Linked DNA regions of Homo sapiens: region 2 is linked to region 1. A link is a contact called in ENCODE Hi-C or POLR2A ChIA-PET data. All regions are on one chromosome and are shown on one strand. The core of a region is the stretch at or near the end of the contact, and the rest is flanking DNA. Distances in the headings are between cores, read along the strand shown. Region 1 has its middle 77 kb from the start of MIR3910-2. Region 2 overlaps ROR2 (receptor tyrosine kinase like orphan receptor 2).

Region 1 (7,156 bases), core at 1,299-3,798:
TAGCTAGAGCACTGATTGGTGCGTTTTTACAGAGTGCTGATTGGTGCATCATTTTACAATCCCCTTGCTAGGTACAGAGCACTGATTGGTGCATTTTTACAGAGCGCTGATTGGTGCATGTTACAATTCTCTTGTAAGAAAAGTTCTCCAAGTCTCCACTCAACTCAAGTCCAGCTGGCTTCGCCTCTCAATAATTTACTTGCGTAAAATTCACTCATTCTAGGTGTCAATTCAGTGATTTTTTAGTCCATTTGCAGAGTGTGCAGCCTTCTCCCCAGTCTAATTTCAGAGCATTTCCATTATCCTGCAAGGGTCCCTCATGCTTGTCAGCCCCAGGCAACCTGTTCTGCTTCCTGTCTCTATGGATTTGCCTTTTCTGGACATTTCATATTAATGGAACCATAGAATATGTAGTATTTGCCTCTGGCTTCTTTCACTGAGCAGAAAGTTTTCAAGTTTCATCCATGGTGTACAGAGCGAGACTCCATCTCAAAAAAAAAAGTCCTTTTTTTTTGCTGCATAGTATTCCATTGTAAAGATATACCACACTGTTCATCCATTCATCCATCCATGGACATTTGAATTTTTCTAGTTTGGGGCTATTGTGAATAATGTTACTGTGAACATTTGCATACATTCATGTGTGGACATATGTTTTCACTTCTCTTGGGTCGATTCCTAGGAGTGAAATCACTGAGTCGTATAGTAAATCGTTGATTTTTGTTTTTGAAACAGGGTCTCACTCTCTCACCCAGGCTGGAGTGCAGTGGTGCAAACACAGCTCTCTGTACCCTCAATCTCCTGTGCTCAAGGGATCTTCCTGCTTCAGCCTCCTGAGTAGCTGGCACTACGGGCCCATGCCACCATGCCTGGCTAATTTTTTTTTTTTTTTTTTTTTTGTGGAGATGGGATTTCACCATGTTGCCCAGGCTCATCTCAAATTGCTAAGCTCAAGGAATTCTCCCACCTCTGCCTCCCAAAGTGCTGGGATTACAGGCATGGGCCACCACACCCGGCATTTGTTATCTTTTTAAGAAACTTCCAAACTATTTTCCATAGTGGCTGCACCATTTCACCTTCCCACCAGCAATGAATGAGGCCTCCAGTTTCTTCACATCCTCACCAGCACTGGTTATTATCTGCCTTATGTACTGTATATATAGCCATCTCAGTGGGTGTGGAATGAGAGCCATGTACTTTTAAGAATATCTGAGGAAAACATTACTTAGATGAAAGGATTGCAGTCACAGAGAAAGTTCTATGAATAGTTTATGAATTCTCATCAAATGCCCTTCATTTATTTATTTGTCCACACAGCCATTCAACAAATGCTTCTTGGGCACAGGCTGGGTTCAGTGGTGAACAAGCTGGGGAACACCATCCCTACTCTCTGGAGGCAGGTTATTAAACAGGAAATACTGTAAAAAACAAAACAAAACAAAACAAAAAACAAAAACAAAAAACAGAATAGGTCTTCCTGAGAAAGCAGTATTTGCTGAGTGATGCCTCAGCCAGAGCGCAGCTGTGGCAGCTGATGAGGCCCACGCTCATAGCATTAGATAAAGGGCGAAAGCCTGCCGCCTCCATCGTGGGCACACCAGGACATCTGGTACCTGCGTTCCTCTGCAGCTTGTGATTCCCAGTGGCTGCACTCTTTCTTTGGAGGCAGAGCTCTTCCTTCACCTGAAGACTCTATCTTTCCTCAGTCGCAGAGCCCAAGACCCCCACGGTTCTGCCAAGACCCTCATAGTTCTGCCTGGGAACTTGGGTTGGGAAAAAAAAAATCACTAACCTACATTTCATTCAGAACTGCGATGTAGCATTTCCCTTATTATACACATAGGGAAAAAACCCAGAGACGTATTGCTATTATGGGTGGCTGGTCGCCACTAAACACTGGTTATTTTCATGTCACTTTGCAGTTGTGGCCGATACTAGAAATTCTATTTCGCTCATCACTGCTTGACAATAACACACATTATTGGGCCCGCTGCAAAATCTTGTTATTGAGTTAATACAGAAGCACACAAATGATAACACATCCCAATGTTATTTTTTAAATATTTTGATAATTTTAATATTAGATGTTATCTTTGAAGTTTGTGTTTTATTTTTTGTGTTATGAAATTATACCCTGAGAAGAGACCCAAGTCCAAATGGGTCCAAGGTGCAGAAAAGGTTAGGGGCCCTGGAATGACCTGTCTTCCTCTGGGACCACTCCCCCGCATGCTGGAACCCCCGGGCGGGCGCGGGTCCTTAGCTCAGGTCCTCCCTTCATACGCTCGCTACGGCTCCGCCTCCTCCTGGCCTCGGGCGTGCTCCAGACCTCCCCGCAGGCGCCTCCCCGCCCACCCCTGGCTCCTCGCCCTACCCAGTTGGGTCCGGCGAGAGGGAGGGGTCCGGCGAGAGGGAGGGGTCCGGCGAGAGGGAGGGGTCCGGCGAGAGGGAGGGGTCCGGCGAGAGGGAGGGAGGTCTCTCTATCGACCTACAGTTCTCATTCTGTTTTGCCAAGTGTACGCCAAGAAGGACATGGCGCCGCGTAAAAGCAGGAACGACGTCTCCTGGGCTGAACAGGAGCACAAACTGTTCTGAAAGGGTTTTTTTTTTTTTTTTTTTCGGAGTAAATGTTGATTCGCTGCTGTTCTTGCTTGGGAGCTGGTGCCTGTCTGCTGTGCTCGCGGGCTCTGAATTTTTAATTTTAAAATTAAAAATATTTAAATTTTAATTTAACTTTAAAATTGAAGTTTAATTTTTTAAAAAATATTTTTTAATTTCAAAAATTTAATTTTTTTATAATTTCAGGTAAATTTTCTTCAAGTTTTAATAACGCAGTAAGAGTAAACTTCTAGTTACCTAAAATAGTTTTCAATGTGAACTTCATTCGCTTAACATAAATGTTACGTTTCTCTCCTACAAAATACAATTGACCATGTTCACAAGGGTTCTCTTTCTTTTTTCCCTAAAAGTAATTTTAGTTCACAGCCAGAAAAAGGTCCTTCAGTTTAAGAAGGGGGGGGGGGGGTAGCATAAATACCAGTCCCTGGACAAATGTGTGTGTCGAGGTACGTGAAAGCCACAGATGGAGAAAGTCAGTCCCCACCTGCGAAGGTGGCATCGTGGGAGGTGAGGTCCCTAAGGCAGGGTTTCTCCCTCTTGTGTTCACTGCTGGTCCCCAGCACAGAGAGGCGCTCCATAAATAATTGTTCCCACACACAGATACACACTCATATACACATATACTATACACACACCACGTTCCATACACACTACACATATTCATATATAAGAGCTGCTCTCTGCTGGCACGGAGGTCCATGGACGGGGTGGGAGGAGACTCACGTGTTGTGGGGGCTCCCTCTCTAAGGCAAGTGGTCCCATAAAAGCGAGCAACGCTTTTCTTTTTTAATTTCAGGTAAATTTTCTTCGAGTTTTAGTTATTATGCAGTAAGAGTAAACTTCTAGTTACCTAAAATAGTTTTCAATGTGAACTTCATTAGTTTAACATAACTGTTACATTTCTTTCCTACAAGATACAATTGACCATGTTTACAAGGGAAAGTGATCTGGTAAAAGCTGGCTTTATTATGTGGGTTCTATAAATATGCAAACTCATTGCACATGTAGTGTTCCCTTTTAACAAATTGTATTAACTTGATTATCCCTTCGGGATTTTTTTTTTTTTTTTTTGCTGAAATAACCTAGTCTATATAAAAACCCAATCTCTTCCTTGTATGTGCAAGAAAACTAAAGTGCTTATTAGGAAAGCTGCGTGTTTAATATACTGTGGCCAACACGATTATTTGGAACAGCATTTTTTGGTTAAATTGTGGGTGAAATGCTCTATCCCAAATGCAGACATGCGGTATTAGAGACTAGACCACAGAAATCCCGATGGTCAAACTGATCCGATGTGAGATTATTAGATTAACCTGGACCACAGATGGAGATCTCAGTCTGCTGGAGGCCTGGTGCTATTCTGGGCACAGGGATGGGGCAGAGAACCAAACAGACACATGAAGGGAAGGGAAGTACATTCTACAGGGTTGGGAAGCTCAGTTCCCTGAGGAAAACGCAGCTGGTGAGGGGGATTCCTTGGCCTGAGTGGGTAGTTTAAAGAGTCTGGTCGGAAAGCCTTTCCACTAGTCATCAACTGTGCCTCTAAAAATCACTGTAACTAAGAATCATCTAAAAAGGTGTCTGCACCTGAACCCGGTGATGGCTTCTTCATCCTCTTTAACTGCAAACAAAAATGTGCAGGCTACAGCAGCACAGGCAGCTTATTTGCCAAGAGAGTGTAACATAAAACTGAGAAAGTCACTCTCATTATTTAAAAAAAAAATGCATCTCTGAAAACTGTAACTTCCCAGTTAGTGAAGTTAGGATCTCAGGATCATAGAAAGCGGGAAAAATGACTGGTGGTGAGTCATTTGGATTTGTATGGGAGACAAGAAGCCACTCTTAATCCACATGATTAGCCACACCGGAACCCTTAATTGTCCTTCAAGCAGAAATGAAGGAACTGGGAGAAATGCCACTAGAAAATGAATTCTAATTAATTCATTCATCCAGATCCTTCTCTCTTTTCCCTAAAAATAATTCTAGTCACAGCCAGAAAAAAGGGCAGGAAAGCAGTTTAAAGTGGGGGGTGTAAATACCAATCGGTGGAGAAACCTGCGTGTTGAGGCATTCTCAGAGTGAAAGCCACAAATGGAGGAAGTTGGTCCCCAACTGCGAATGGCATCATGGGAGGTGACGTCCCCAGAGCAGGGTTTCCCCCTCTCTTGTGTTCACTGCTGGTGAAGAGCGTAGGTGCTCCATAAATAATTGTCCCCACACACATACACAGATACTCATACACATACACCACACACACAATTTCACACACACCACACATACCACACACACACCCATACACATACACCACACACACACCCCACACACATTCCACACATACCCATACACATACACACCACACACATTCCACACAGACACCACACATACCACACACACACCCATACACATACACCACACACACAACCCACACATATTCCACACATACCCATACACATACACACCACACATACACATACACCACACACACCCACACCCACACACACGTTCCACACACACCACACACACTCATACACACACACCACACATACACCACACACACCACACACTCATACACACTGCACACACCCACACCCCCACACACATTCCACACACACCACACACACTTACACACCACACACACCTTCAGCACCATACAGACTCATACACACATACACCACACACAGACACGTATTCTGCAAACACCACACACATTCACACACACACCATATACACATTCACATGCACACTTATACACACACACCACACACACCACACACATCTTGCACACACCACACACATACACACCACATCAACCCACACCACACACACACTACACACACACACCTCATATACCAGAGACACATACATAACATATACACACCACACATTTCACACATACCATACACACCGCTCACATATCACACACGCCACATACACATCACAGATAACACACACACCTTGCACACCTCGCACACAAATTACACACACACACCACACATACAGCACACACATGTGCACACACACAAACACTCCAGAAACACCACACATCACATACACAACTCACACACCATCCACACATACACCACACACCTCACACAACCTCACACATACCACAAACACCACACACACACCTCACATACCACACACATACACCACACACATCACACACCACACACCGCAAACATGCACCACACACACACCTCACATACTACACACATCACACACACCATACACATACACTCCACACACATATCACATACATACACTCCACAAACACCAAACACACACCTCACACACACACACCACACACAAACACATACACACCATACACACCTCACACAAAAACACACATCACACAAACATACATATATACATACATTCCACACACAAACCAAACACATCATATACACAAATGCACATACACAGCACATATACCACACACACACAAACCACACAACACACACACACCAGACAAACCCTACACACACCACCCACACATCACACACCACACACCACACACACACAGACACACGCACACAAGTTTCTCTTCTACCCCAAGGAGTGCAATTATTTGTTCACTGGTTTTCTTTCTAAAAATCCTCATTGTGAATTTCTGGTAAATAAAATTCTCCACCTCTAAATTTTTTAGCATTTAGGCTGTTTCTAAACTGTTGCTCTTCTAATGTCATAGTGAACATTCTTGTGCACCAAACATTAACCTGCCACCTTACCTGACTTAGCCGAGTGTGGGCTCGATGGTTGCAGTTACCATCTTTGTGTGTTCTTGCGGTGCCAGCGTGATCCTATCTGCTTTTCTTGTTCTCTGCGTCTTACCTTTATTTACCTTTGTTTTGATTTGTTTTTTGATACTGTTTTGCTTTTCTCGAACTCAAGTTGATTTTCTTCTCACAATCTATGTCCACAGATGGAAGTCAGGGGAACAAAGTTTCGTGTTTCACCGGAAGCCCCTCCTTTCTCCCCCTAACTTGGCTTCAAGTGCAGCCAAGTAATAAAGCCCTCACACAAGGCTTTGTGGTCACAGGTCTTGGTGACCGTGCGCATGAATTCACATGTGCAGAAGAAAAGTAAAACACTTTTCCTGCACTTCCCTCCTACCATGAAGTTAAATTATTGAACTTTTGAAGGCGACTTCTCTTACACCAAGTAAAAATGTCTGCATTAGTTTTCATTTGGATTAAAAAGTAGGACACCAATACTGATACGGGATGAAATGGGGTGCATGTTGGGTGCTGGTGCTCTGTCAGAAGTTAATCCTTCCGTGAGTTCCACTGCCAAATGCCAGGTGACCATCTGCCAAAGCCAGACACTAGAGTGGTGAGGACACGTTTCAATCAGAATCAGTAACTTTTTTTTTTTTTTTTTTCGAGACAGAGTCTTACTCTGTCGCCCAGGCCAGGCTGGAATGCAGTGACACAATCTTGGCTCACTGCAACCTCCGCCTCCTAGGTTCAAGGGATTCTCCAGCCTCAGCCTCCCAAGTAGCTGGGATTACAGGTGTACGCCACCACACCCAGCTAATTTT
Region 2 (7,156 bases), core at 2,923-5,422, 190 kb before region 1:
ATACTAGTAATAGTAGTAATAAGCCCAGATATTTTGGAGTTGTTTGATAAGTCTGGCCAGATTGCCTTCAGCACACAGTCATCAATTCAATCTCCAGTCTGAAATGTCTGGAATTGCCTATTTCACATCACCAGTGCCAGCACTGGGCACTGACATTTAAGTTTCTTTTCTGCTAAATTGACAGGTTAAAAGTAAAGATTGGCTGGGCATGGTTGCTCACGCCTGTAATCCCAGCACTTTGGGAGGCTGAGGTGGGCGGATCACAAGGTCAGGAGTTTGAGACCAGCCTGGCCAATATGGCAAAACCCCATCTCTACTAAAAATACAAAAATTAGCTCAGTGTGGTGGTGGGCGCCTGTAGTCCCAGCTACTTGGGAGGCTGAGGCAGGAGAATCACTTGAACCCGGGAGGCGGAGGTTATAGTGAGCTGGATTGCGCCACTGCACTTCAGCCTGGGCCACAGAGCAAGACTCTGATTGAAAAAAACTAAAAAAAAAAAAAAAAAAAAAAAACAAAACAAACCTAAAAAAAAAAAAGAATAAAGATTATCAGAATGCTTATAAAATAGCTAATGATTTGAAGAAAAAGCACAGTATGTCCAGTATGTCTTTACTTTAGAAAGACATAAAGCTTTCCAAGATATTAAAACCCATAGATGGAACAGGAGGAAAAACCAGATCCTTCATACAGTTAAACATAGGAGCCTGGGGCCGAGTGTGGTGGCTCATGCCTGTAATCCCAGCACTGTGGGAGGCTGAGGTGGGAGGATTACTTGAGGCCAGGAGTTTGAGAGCAGCCTGGGCAACATGGTGAGACCCCGTCTCTACCAAAAAAAAAAAAAAAAAATTAGTTGGATGTGGTGATGCATGCCTGTGGTGCCAGCTACTCGGGAGGATGAGTCAGGAGGATTGCTTGAGCCCAGGAGGTTGAGGCTGTAGGCCACTACACTCCAGCCTTGGCAACACAGTGAGACCCTGACTCCAAAATCAAACCAAACCATGGGAGCCTGAGAGGAGAGGCAGGTTTGGTCTTCATTCCTGGTTTTCCAATCAGTGATGACAGATAAAAAAGCTCCTCTTTCCAATAAGAAGAGGATGCAGAGGGGGTGTGCATCATGCACCCCACTCCTGAGATGCACACATTTGACTCTTGTTACCCTGGGTGAGGAAATGCACCCATGCTATGAGATCCCAGACAGAGCAATGGAAATGGAAAAGGAGAAGCAATTAGCAAGCAATTTTCATTTTCTCATCAGAAAGAAATTATATAGGTTGTTTCTGGCAAAGCAGCATGTTGCGTTAGGCCCTGTGGACTCCGGTGCTTTGCAAATTAAAGAGGTTTGGGGTCATTGTGGTTTCTTCTTAAATTCCTCTGTTGGCTCGATACTGACAACAGCTGGATCTTCCAGGATGTACTAATTTGGGGTGATGGAAGGGAAACTCCCTCATGGTCAGTGGAGTTTTTAACTGTTCAAAGTGTCAGTTTTATGGGTTTTCATAATGAAAATATAAGGTGTTTACATTTTAAGGAATTTGAGTCACTTTTCTTAATTGGCACCCTCCGCTTGAAATCTTAGTGCTGTTTCCTTTGGCTCTACTGAATGTTTAAAATCTCAGTGGAGCTCATTTTGGGTAATCTTTTAAATATGTTATTAATTTTATTTGTTATTAGTATCAATTTTGAATTACCAGTAGAGGGATGCTGAATTTATTTTAAACTTATTTCTTTGAGACTGATATTGTTTATTTCCCACTGGTAATGGCGTATTCCTTGATTTTATGTAAACATCCCCTCCTATAGTGTAAGTACCTGGTCCCTATCTACCTCCTGGGGTTGTTGTTTTGGGGATTAAATGAGTTAATGGTTATAAGGTCCTTAGAGCCAGCACTTGACTTGCAGAAAGTGCTAGATGGGTGTTTGTTAAGATAACTGATACTAAGCCTGCTTGTTAAAAAGTCATTAAAACGTTATGTTTTTACTATTACATTTTAAAAGGCCTTCTGAGTTGCATGGTCAGGAGATGTTCTGATTGATGTTTTCTGTCAGTTGCTACTAAAACATCTCAAGCTGGATGTGCTGCGGGTGCCCCAGGCACAGCTTTAAATACAAACGTGTCCCATTGTCTCCCTTGGAGCCCTTCCTGGCATAGATAGCGTCCCCACCACTCACCATGTGACCAAGATGGAAACCAGGGAGTTGCTTTCAACTCCTCCCTCCCCCCATTGATAATACAGCTGTGTCACCTGTGCCTCCAGACTCAGTTTGGATTCCACTCTCTATCTTATCCAACTTTTTGTCATAGGGTTTTGCGGCATTTGCAGTTCCCAAAGGAAGTTCTTTCCCACAACAATTAGTGTCATCACAAGTCCTGGATGTTTCCCTGAAGACCAGATAGTCACCTTTCCCTTTATTCTGGCCCCTTGCCCTGTGCCCACCTGGAGGCAGTCATGTAGGGTGGCCCTGGGTGTGGGGTGGCCAAGCTGACCTGGGGTGGGGCAGCATCCGATCCACGCTGCAGCTGGGTAACCTGAAGACCTTGTGAGGCAGGAAGCTCATGACTCAATTTACTGCATTCTTGGGTCCACTGGGAAGAGAAATGCTCCTGTTAAGTATGAGGTATCCTGATAATATGCCTTCTGTTTAAGGAATGGATTTTGGAGGATAGATCTCAGGAATTTGGGAAGCCAGCCCCCTTTGTAGACATTGCAGTGAGTGGGAAGCGCCAGGTTTCCCAGCAGAGGAGGCCCTTCCTGTAGCTGCTCAGGGTGTGGCTTTCTCAGAAAGATGACTTAATTGACTCAATTTTGATCCCCCTTTTAAAAATATCACCTTTTTTCACTGTGCAGAATCCCACTTCAGTGATAACGAAAGAAACTTAGGGTTTAACGTGCTGATATCCTAAAAAGAAATTGGGCAAGGCAGTCACCCAGATCCCCTTGCCCCAGGAACTCAGGAGAGGCAGTGCTTCATTTCCTTTTGCTGGTGGATTTTGGACACAGCTGTGTCCATTTGGTTTGGGAAGGACATTCCCATGTGTGTTGCCTCCCAGGTCATCAGCACTGTCCTGCCTGTTAATGTGAGGAGGAGTCTGGGGGCTGCATGCCATTGTACAGGGGGAAAAATTATATGCAGAGCCATTGAGAATGTAAAGAAGGGGCTTTTCACCTGGAACAAATGGCTTCCTGTTTATCACTTAAGACAATTATGCAGATTTCTTATTTTAACGGATTTCATACGCTGCTGTGAGACAGCCCCCTGCCAATTTGTCTCCCTCAATTAAAAAAAAAGATAGATGAAATCCAATGGGGAGTTAGTGCTTAATGGGGACAGAGTTTCAATTTTGCAAGATGTAAAGTGTGCTGGGGGTGGAGAGTGGTGATCCTGCACAACACAGTGAATGTTCCCACCGCCACCAAACCGTCCACTTAAAAGTGGCGAAGATGGCAACTTTTATGGTATACTGTTTACCACAATTAGAAAAATATAAAAGCCTGAAAACCTGAATCCACTGAGTTCTAGGCGCTCTAAAGCTGGAGCCTGGACCTTGGAAGTCCTTGGTGCTTCTCAGACTGTCCGTGGTGCAGAACTATGTAGCAGGTTCTCCCTCCAGCTACTGCAAACCAAAACGTTTCTAAAATATAATGAAAAAGATTAATAGAAAATAAAGACCAAAAAGGATAGATGAAATCCCCTTAATAATGCAACGGTCATTGACCATGACTTAAGAAAATAACAACAACGAAAGAACAAAACCGAGGGGATTTTCTTGAATTCCATGAATGAAGGGGAAATGAATGGTGGAGGTGGCTCTTGGAAGGTCAGAGAATTGAGGGGCATTCTCTGCTTGCAGAAGACCCTTGGCGGGAGCTAAGACTCTACCTGCAGTGGACTTGTGGCAGCCTGTGACCATGTGCCACTAAGAAGGGTGCTGTGGGTTTCCTGGGAGCTGAGACGGCAGAGCCACCCTTTAAGGTTTCGTTTTCCTCAAATGCGCAGACTTTCCTCAGAGGCTGCCATGCAGAGATCTTGTTCTGTGGGTCAGGGTAGAATTTTCCTTATGAACGGGCAGTTTGTCATTCCAGGTATCCTACTGGGCACAGAATTGTCCAGTCCTGCTCTGTCGTGCAGCCCCTCTGGGTGACCTGCATGGCTGCTGCGAGTGCACGCTGCTCTCCCCCTCAGCCCTGCCACCTCCTTCTGCAGGCGGAGTTGTGGTCACAGCCTGGCCACGGGAGCTTCAGGGACGCTGACGCCTCTCAGGGTTTTGGTGTGGTTTAAAAACCCTCTGAGTTTAACTTTATTATGCCTGCTCAGCAATTATTACTCTGTGTGTGTGTGTGGTTTTTTTTTTTCAAAGAATTCTCTTTAAGGGGTGTTTTTGCTTCTTCATTAATAATAGTTTCTTAAAACCACCAATTCAGGGTTGCACATAAATGTAGTCTGTAATTTTCTGCATTTTCTTTAATATGTAATCTTCCACTGGGATCAAGAATTCCCCAGGAGAGGCTCTGCTCTTAGCTCTTAAAAAAAAAAAGTTGATTGGCTCCCTCTCTTAGTTCTTGGGCTTTCAAATTTGCTTTAATTTCTATTTTCTCTCCCTAAAGAGTGTGATGGCCCCTCCCCCCACCCCCATTTATCTACCATGTAGTGGGGTTTGTGGTCTTCTAAAAAGAAAAACAGATTTTGGAGTGTATGTGTGGTGTACGTGTGTGTTATGTGTGTTTATGTGTGTTGGGGGCATCTGTATATGTGTTGTGTGTGGCATGTGTGATGTTTGTGTATGTGTTGTATGTTTGTGTATGTGTTGTATTGTGTCTGTGTATGTTGGGTTGTGTGTAGTGTGTGATGTCTGTGTATGTCGTGTATGTGGTATGTGTTGTGTCTTTGTTGTGTGTGGTATGTGTTGTGTGTTGGGTTGTGTTGTCATCTTTGTGTGATGTGACATTTGTATAGTTTTTGTCTCTCTGTGTGTGTGGTATGTGTTGTGTGTCTTGTGTGTATGGTGTGTGATGGTTGTGTATGTGTTGTGTGGTATGATTGTATGTGTGTGGTGTGTCTGGTGTGTGGTATTGTGTGTGCTGAATTTGTGTGGTGTGTGATGTTTGTGTATGTGTTGTATGTGGTGTTTGTGTTGAGTGGTGTTTGGTGTATATGTGGTGTTTGTGTATGTGTTGTGTATGGTATGTGTTGTGTGGTGTGTCTTGCATGTGTGATATTTGTGTGGGGGGTGTGTGTGTGATATGTGGTTTGTGGTGTATGAGTTTTGTGTATGTGCTGTGTGTGGTATATGTTGTATGTCTGTGTGGTGTGATGTTTGCGTATATGTTACGTTTTTGTGTGTGGTATATGTTGTGTGGTATGTGTTGTGTGTATTGTATGTTGTGTGGCATGTGACATTTGTGTATGTCTTGTGTGTGGTGTATGTGCTGTGTGTGTGGTGTGTGTGCGCACACGTGTGTTCTGCAGCTGTGCACCTTGGAGCCGTCCCAGGTAGTAAGCCAGAATGGAGGCAATAATGAGTGATGAGCAGTTTGTTTTTTCCCTTTTTGGAGGCTTTGCCTCATTAACTTGGAACCAGAGGTTCCTGAGGCCACGGGTGGCAGAGTCGAGGAGGCCTCCAAAGCCAGCAGTGGAGCGTAGGAGCCAGGGCGCTGGGGTGGAGATGGGATCTTTACAGCCTGGAAGGGACATCCTGTGTGTCTTGCTGCCTGCCACTGGGTGCCCTCCTATAGTGTTGGTGGCTGCTCCAAGCGCCAAGGCACCCCCACCATGGGCCTGAAGCCTGATTCCACTTCCTTGCTCCACAAGGCTGGGCCACCCTCTGCCTGGTCTCTCCAGGCTGTGACTGGATGGCTTTTCTCCAGGGCGATGGCCTGTTGGTCGTGGCGCAGGTCCTACCGCTCCCTACCCCAGCCCTTGGGCCTTCCAGCCCTTTATGGACTGAGCCCGCCTGACTGGAACATTCTTGGGCTCTTGGTGCTAGGAGGGCAGTGGGCTCCACCCGCTAAACTTGTGGCATCCTCAGGTCAGGTGAACAAGGCACAATGGAGGCAGGGAGCTCTGAGTTTCTGATCTGAGGAACCTCCTCACCCCGGGATCCTTCCATGATCCCTGGTGCCAAATCTGGCTTTGTGGTTAAAAAAGGATGACCTGGGCCCGGGTGTGGTGGTGCATGCCTGTAATCCCAGCTACTCGGGAGGCTGAGGCAGGAGAATTGCCTGAACCTGGGAGGTGGAGGTTGCAGTGAGCCGAGATCCTACCACTGTACTCCAGCCTATGCGGCAGAGCGAGACTCTGTCCCCCCCCCCAAAAAAAAACAAAAACAAAAACAAAAAATCAAAAAAAAGGATGACCTGTCAGGGCAGTGATTCCTACCTTGTGGGATGGTTCACATGTTTCTTTGAATATCTAAAACCACTCTCCTTTAAAAATATTTCAGCTGTTCACTGACTGTATTTTTGGAAATTAAATGGATATTGTTTTGAGAATGCAGCAATATCCCTTTAAATACGTAAAATAAGTATGGGCATTTTATTGCCGTGGACTCTCTCCACGACCCCAGTCTGAGGTATTTTTATGAGCTCCTAGTAAACCCCGTCTCAAGCCAATTGCGTTTGTTTTTGTTCCTCTTTGTCTACAGAGTTGTCGAATGCTCACCGGGAAGGGGTGGGCAGTTGTCCCTTTGGGGATGTTGAGAATGTGGGGAAACCACTTCCCATTTGCTGACTTAGGGGCTGGTTTAGGAGAAAATCTTTGTTCTTCCCTTTACAGAAAATATTTAGGTTGGGGTTGTTTGTTCCAGAAGTGTCTGCCTTGAAAATACTCCATGGAAGAATTTGGAGATGTAGGAATGGCTTAAGTTTTGACTTGAGGAGAAAAAAAAAAGACACAACGAATCGACTTCTTGGGGCCACAGACCACTCCAGCAGCCTCATTTCCATTTATTTTGGGGGCTTGTGTTGTAGAAGTGAGTTGATGCCCGATGGGAAGAACTGGAGCAGATCACCCTTCCCAGACTTTCTTGGGCAGGGGAAGCCAGCGGGTTGGGGTGTGGGCATCTGAGACCCCTCCATGCAGCATCTATCTGGGTTCCTCCTGGGCCGACTGCAGTCAGGGGCACAGAAAAAAAATCCTGTTGCTCTCTGGATGTGGCAGT

The links. A loop is a pair of places that touch in the nucleus more often than their neighbours do. ChIA-PET counts read pairs that join two places held with the same protein, here RNA polymerase II (POLR2A). Pooled maps may share reads with other maps.
Region 2: a loop to region 1 is called in a pooled map, with 2.4 times the contacts of the local background. The contact joins two enhancer-like sites. A Hi-C loop is called at or near these places in 1 of 50 pooled maps. POLR2A ChIA-PET finds 5 or more read pairs at or near these places in 4 of 52 experiments (HEK293, T-cell, activated CD8-positive, alpha-beta T cell and 1 more).

What each region holds. Positions count from the first base shown.
Region 1 is chr9:91,709,808-91,716,963 of GRCh38, reverse strand. No RefSeq gene overlaps it. Among named protein-coding and RNA genes, the nearest start is that of MIR3910-2, 77 kb to the right of the region's middle. RefSeq lists a silencer at 2,288-2,337. Within about 2 kb of position 2,548, at least 11 of the 41 ENCODE cell types and tissues checked have a DNase peak (open chromatin) inside an H3K27ac peak, as active enhancers do.
Region 2 is chr9:91,903,204-91,910,359 of GRCh38, reverse strand. All of the region lies in intron 1 of ROR2 (receptor tyrosine kinase like orphan receptor 2), which reads left to right. Among named protein-coding and RNA genes, the nearest start is that of ROR2, 43 kb to the left of the region's middle. RefSeq lists enhancers at 1,705-2,311, 4,082-4,191, 4,141-4,704. Within about 2 kb of position 4,172, at least 5 of the 41 ENCODE cell types and tissues checked have a DNase peak (open chromatin) inside an H3K27ac peak, as active enhancers do.